2 separate regions of the Homo sapiens genome follow, and region 2 is linked to region 1. Evidence: chromatin loops called from intact Hi-C (ENCODE). Cell type or tissue: CD4-positive, alpha-beta T cell. All regions are shown on one strand. Each heading gives the region's core, and the rest is flanking DNA. Links, peaks and the distances in the headings are about the cores only.

What was found. A loop is a pair of places that touch in the nucleus more often than their neighbours do. Peaks named below come from ENCODE experiments on the same cell type or tissue, not always from the same donor. Only the 100,000 strongest peaks of a DNase experiment are listed, where the experiment ranks them.
Region 2: it touches region 1 in a loop (3-fold over the local background); 2 of 110 quality-filtered maps call a loop at or near these places.

The regions. Positions count from the first base shown.
Region 1 is chr22:23,694,708-23,697,608 of GRCh38, reverse strand. RGL4 (ral guanine nucleotide dissociation stimulator like 4) reads right to left here. Exons shown (of 11, transcript NM_153615.2): 6 at 2,590-2,659; 7 at 921-995; 8 at 364-438. It also overlaps the pseudogene GUSBP11. Among named protein-coding and RNA genes, the nearest start is that of RGL4, 5.1 kb to the right of the region's middle. RefSeq lists enhancers at 875-954, 1,689-2,189. In CD4-positive, alpha-beta T cell, for the core only: no CTCF peak of the experiment used is centred there; DNase peaks (open chromatin) are centred at 1,218 and 1,873; H3K4me3 peaks cover 1,536 bases; H3K27ac peaks cover 2,500 bases.
Region 2 is chr22:23,140,518-23,143,418 of GRCh38, reverse strand. It overlaps RSPH14 (radial spoke head 14 homolog), which reads left to right and starts at 1,429. Exons shown (of 7, transcript NM_014433.3): 1 at 1,429-1,470. RefSeq lists an enhancer at 1,243-2,135. In CD4-positive, alpha-beta T cell, for the core only: no CTCF peak of the experiment used is centred there; DNase peaks (open chromatin) are centred at 620, 1,318 and 1,918; H3K4me3 peaks cover 1,347 bases; H3K27ac peaks cover 1,302 bases.

The sequences.
Region 1 (2,901 bases), core at 174-2,673:
TCATAGAAAGAAAGCGCTCAGTGACCTTGGAACTGCCTGCCCTTGGAGAGGCTCAATTTCACCCTCCTATTACGGGACTACCCTAGGGAGAAGCTGAGCCCAGTTCAGCCCACACCTCAGCAGCTTTGCAGTCAGGCAGCTCTGCAGCTTCACCACTCAGGAATAGGGCCTGGTGGCTGCCATGGAGCCTCCATCACTCAGAGGTGATGAGATGGGCCTGACACCCCCACCCACAGGAGCAGCTGTGAGGCTCTTAGGAGAGGAGGTTTGCCAAGGGCTGAGATCTAAAGGCTCGGTCCAGGACCCTCTCCTCCCAAGCTTCAGGATCTTGGTTCCCAAGCACCCTGCCCCAGGCTCACTCACATCCAGGTCGTCCGGGATGGCCGAATCCAGCCTCTGTAACTCAGTCAGAAAATCCCCCAGGAAGGGGACCACACCCTGTGCCAAGGAGGGGTGGGGAGGTGGGAGGGGTAGTGGTGATGAGTATTGGCCCTCAGGTGCCTGCCCAAGGTCCTGTCCCATGAAATCCCATCAGCCCCTGTCTCCCAGAGCCCCCTCCTCAGGTCTCCCGGTTGGAGCAGCCAAAGACCCTCAGCTGCCTTTCCCAATTCTCTGCCTCCTGTATCCCAGCTGACCTCCAAGTCTAGCAAGCACTCCTTGTTAACCTCTATGGTGGGATTTTAACAAGTCACAAAGGCCTGTGGTCCCAGCTTTACCCTTCCCCACATCTAGTCTGAGTCCAGCTTTCCCAGACCCTTCCTCTGGTCTCTCAAATGAAGGTTTTCCAGGCCCAGTGGCCACAGGAGGACAGGGCTGGGGAGGAAGCCCCCGCTGTCTTGATATGGAGGCCTCCAGCTGGCGGGGAAGGGAGCCCTGTCCTCTGATCCCCTGCGGCCCGTCCATGCCACAGGCTCACTCACCTTCTTCTGCCTCCGCAGCCTCATCTGGACTCTCTGGGGGTTCCTCTCCTGGGTGGCCACCTTAAAGCTCCCCGCCTGCCAGGTGTCAGCGACAGGGACAGTGAGGCTCTCCTCCTCTCCCCCAGTTACACCCCAGCCACCCCGCACTTGGATCCCCAGGGAGTGGCGGGAGCCACCTGGCACCGTGCTCATACCACTGGCCCAGATCCACACTCCCTGTGTGTGTCACCCAGTCTTGCAGCCGGGCCTCCCTGAGACTGTTTCCTCTTCTGTAAAGAGTGATGCAAACCACAGCTACCTCACAGGGCCTCTGAGGGCTCAGTTTCCTGTAGCTGTTGCCGTTGTTCTCACCGTCATCCCTCTGAGGAAGAACCAGGCACGAGCACCCTCAAATTGCTTTCTTTTCTTGAACTTCATTTCTACCCTGTGAGGCCTGCACTACAGGCTCAGCATCCCTTCATTTTCCAGATGAGGAAACAGAGGCCCAGAGCGGGCAGTGGCTCCCCAGGGCCCCCAAAGAGAGGACGCCTCCTTCTGCTCCTGGAGGCTCCGTCTCGGCTGCCTTCAGCTCACATCCCAGCACCACCACCCATCAGGGTCGTGTTCTCTGGAGTCTTTGAGTGTCTAGGTCTCCAGCCACATACAGTCGTGATGGGAAAGGGACAGGGCATTTTAGGAGACCTGGTTAAGTGGCACCTGCCTATCCCAGCCCCACTGGAATCTCTGCCACGCAAACTGGGTTTGAGCCATGCCAAAGGCTTCGCCTCGCCAATGATCCCCCAGGGGAGTTCCGTGCACGGAACTCTCTCTTTCTCCACTGAGGAAGTAGCCTCCTGATGCGCCATCTCTGACTGCAATGGCAGGGTTTTCCAGAGTCCTGGGTGGGGTGACATGTTGCCTTCTCATTTGCATGGACGATTCTGAGATCTGGTCAGGGAGGATCCCCTAGCAATGTATGAATCCCCCAGATACTTGTCATGAGCATGCGTCGCTGCTAACCGGTGAGAATCCTCTGACATGACCGTTTTTGGGTGTCTGCAAAGGGCAGAGTGGGGAGTCCCAGCAAACAGCTACGTCTGTCCCCAGTATGCCCATTGGTACCCAAAGCTGGGCAGTTACTGGACTCCCTGCCACATGAGCTTCCTCTGTTGTTGTTCCCCCTCTCCCCCAGTGCAGGCCAAGGCCCCCTGCCCATGGAGGTGTGCTGCAGACAGCAGCAGCAGCAGCAGCAGCAGCAGCAGCAGCAGCAGAGGCCTGGCTTCCTGAGGAATTGCTGGCCGGTTTGAGGAAGGAAGGAAGTCCCACCTACCATGATCACCCTCCAGCCTGGAGGAAGCTCCATGCCAGCAGCATGGACCAGCATGGGAGCCAGAGCCCTGCTAATGCTGCAGCTCATCACCCCTGCTCAGCAGCCCAGCAGCCCAGCAGCCATTGCCACATCCCATTTCCAGGGCCTCCTGCCCCCATGCCCCCACGTGCCCATGGACCGACACACCACTCTTCCTGTTGGCCCAAGGTAGGCATGGAGGGAATTTTTCAAGTCCACTTTTAGTAGGTAAGTCAAAACCAAACAAAATAACCACTCGACACCTGGTCCAATGCCCTTCCAAACTCACTCTTTTCTCTGACCCTTAAACACTTGTCCTGCATCTCCCAGACTCCACTGTACCTTGATCAGTAGGTCCCTCTTCACTGCAGTGTCTTTTTTGCAGAGTTCTTTTAGCTCTTTCATGCTTTTGCTATGGGCAGAGGAAAGAAAGAAGGGTAAATTTGGGAATCAGGGGAGATTTGTGAGTTCCAGTCCCTTTTGTTTGAAAACCCAGTGAATCCCAGCTTACTGGGTGAGAGTTTTCAGTGGAGTCCTCTGATCACAGGGGCTCCAGAGGACCAGGGTGGGACCTCTCATGCTCCTCCCCTGGGCCCCATCTCCACTTCACATGAGCCACTGCGTGTTTACAGTTAGCTTTCAGCTGGACACAGA
Region 2 (2,901 bases), core at 138-2,637, 550 kb after region 1:
TCCTAGAGGAATCTTTATGGCTTGCTGAATGCAGAAAGAAGCATATCTGTTTGCCTTTTCTTGTATCTTTTTTTAAAATTATATCTATTTATTTATTTATTTATTTATTTATTTATTTATTTATTTTAGAGTTGAGGTCTCACTCTGTCACCCAGGCTGGGGTGTAGTAGTGTGATCATATCTCACTGTAACCTCAAACTCTTGGGCTCAAGCAACCCTCCCCCTTCAGCCTCCCAAAGTGCTAGGATTACAGGTATGAGCCACTGCACCTGGCCCAGTTAGCCCTTTCTGAGGCCACTATTTTTCCAATGTTGTCCACTCAAAATGGTCAATATACCAATCCAGCATATTTTGGGATGGCCCATACTTCACTCCTTCAGGGAGAAGGAAGGTTTCATGGAAGAAGTGTTCACCAAGTTGCATCCTGAAGGATAAAGAGGTAATAATTAGTGTTACAGAGCGCTCAGGCTTCATGAGCGAGGTGGCATTTGAGGGGTTAAGAGAGAGTCTGGCATGGCTGGAGGAGGCCATCACCCAGGGACTGGAGCACTAGGCTAGGAGTTTGGACTCAGCCCTGAGACTAGTGGGGAGCCATGGAGGGTTTTATGCAGGTGGTGGCTGGGTCTGGCTTGCTTTTGAGAACAGCTACGCTGGCCAGCAGTGTGTTGGGTCCACTGCAGAGGCTAACCTTTGTCATTACCAGGCGGTCAGCCTGAAGAGCAAGGGGCATGGGCAGGGCTAGGCAGTCTTGAGATCAGGCCTATGTAATTTGGGGGAAACTGGCTGAGCGCAGTGGCTCACGCCTGTAATCCTAGCATTTTGGGAGGCCGAGGCGGGTGGATCATCTGAGGTCAGGAGTTCGAGACCAGCCTGGCCAACATGGCGAAACCCTGTCTCTACTAAAAATACAAAAATTAGCTGGGTGTGATGGCGGCCGCCTATAATCCCAGCTACTTGGGAGGCTTAGGCAGGAGAATCACTTGCACCCGGGTTGGGTGCGGTGGCGCGGAGTGGAGCGGAGGTTGCAGTGAGTCAAGATCGCGCCACTGCACTCCAGCCTGCGTGAAAGAGCGAAACTCCGTCAAAAAAAAAAATTGGGAGAAACGACTGAACTTCTCTGAGGTTCTTGTCTCTAAACTAGATGTTACCACCTTATGAATTTACTCTGAGGATCAGAGGCATGCAAAGTACCCAGTACAGAGAAGGGCGTAAATAAGTCACTTCCTTTCCCTTCTGTACTTTGAACAAAGCTGAGCTGCCTTTGGTCTCCACAGCAACCCTGTAAATGATTGTTCCCGCTTTGCAGCCGGCCGCAGCCTTGGGCTGTTTGCGCCTGCGCAGTGGGTGCTGATTATGTCGACCGCGGCGCCGCGGACGCTGCTGGAGTCGCCTGGCAACGATGTCGCCTGGCAACTGAATAGGTTGGCCAGTGGCGCGGGCTACTGGAAGCAGAAAGGGCTGCGGAGGCAGGTGAGGCGGCGGTGGTGGGCTAGGGGCCCGGGGACAGGGGGGCCCAGTGACCCACCCAGTCCCATTCACACGGGGCCGTGTCCCCACACTCAAAATCACGGTCTTTTGTCTCCGGCCGGACTCTCCCAGCCCACGCCGCTTAGAAGAAGGCAGGCCCCTGTCTCCAGCACCCACCGTTCCTGTGAGGGGAGCTCAACTCAAACATGGCCACGTCCCTCCCAGTCCGGCCCCCACTTCTACCGTTGTCATCTGGTGTCCCGCGTGAGCATCTGGCTTACCTTTTACTGGAGTAGATTCCTACAGGCCTGTGGCCTGTCCATTCTACTAACCATGATAATAACCGTAATAATAACCACAGCCAACATAGCTGAAGCCCTGGTATGCCAGGCTTACGTGTATTCGTTAATATGACAACTCTGGGAGGCAGGGAAGGAGGTACTGTTATCATCTCCCCTTTGAAGCTGCAGAAAGACACAGATAGAGGAAGTAACTTGCCAAGGTCACCCAGGCCTGAATCTGGAGCCAGTTCTTAACTACTAACCTACACTGCCCATAGTTGCTGAAAGTGTGTGTGTGTGTCGGCAATAAAAGTTAATCACTTTTTTTTTTTTTTTTTTTTTTGAGACGGAGTCTTGCTTTGTCGCCAGGCTGGAGTGCAGTGGCGCGATCTTGGCTTACTGGAACCTCCGCCTCCCTGATTCAAGCGATTCTCCTGCCTCAGCCTCCCGAGTAGCTGGGACTACAGGCATGCGCCATCACGCCCAGCTAATTTTTGTATTTTTAGTAGAGACGGGGTTTCACCATGTTGGCCAGGATGGTCTCGATCTCTTGACCTTGTGATCCGCCTGCCTCGGGCCTCCCAAAGTGCTGGGATTACAGGCGTGAGCCACTGCGCGTGGCCATAAATCACCTTTTAACATTAATTCCTTTTCATGGATGTGTCAGAAGCATCTGAATATGGGTTCCTGGCAGTGAATGAGCTAGACCCAGATTTGAACACTGGCTTCTAGTCTTACCAGTTTCATGGCCTCCAGTAAGCTCCTTGGCCAGAACCTCAGTTTCCTCATTTGTAAAATGTGGATAATACCAGCCCCCTCCTTATGGGGTAGTTGAATTGGATACTACTTATTGCTGGCACAAGGTAAGCACTAAACAGAGTGACCAACTTGGAGTTTGCTTGTTTGGTTTGTTTTGTCCTTTAATGCCTTTGACTGAAGATCCAGATGAAAGTATCAGTGGTTTCTTCTGTGAAGCACTATTGTGTGGGAGGGCTCTGGAGTTTGCAGTTTGGGCTGCTACTTACTTACCTTCACTGGGACTTTGAGCAAATCTCTTCATTGCTCTCAGCCTCAGTTTGCTCATCTGTAAAATGAAAGTAAAAATACCCATTTGCCTGCCCTCACAGTTTGGAGGATCAGATGAGAAGTAGCT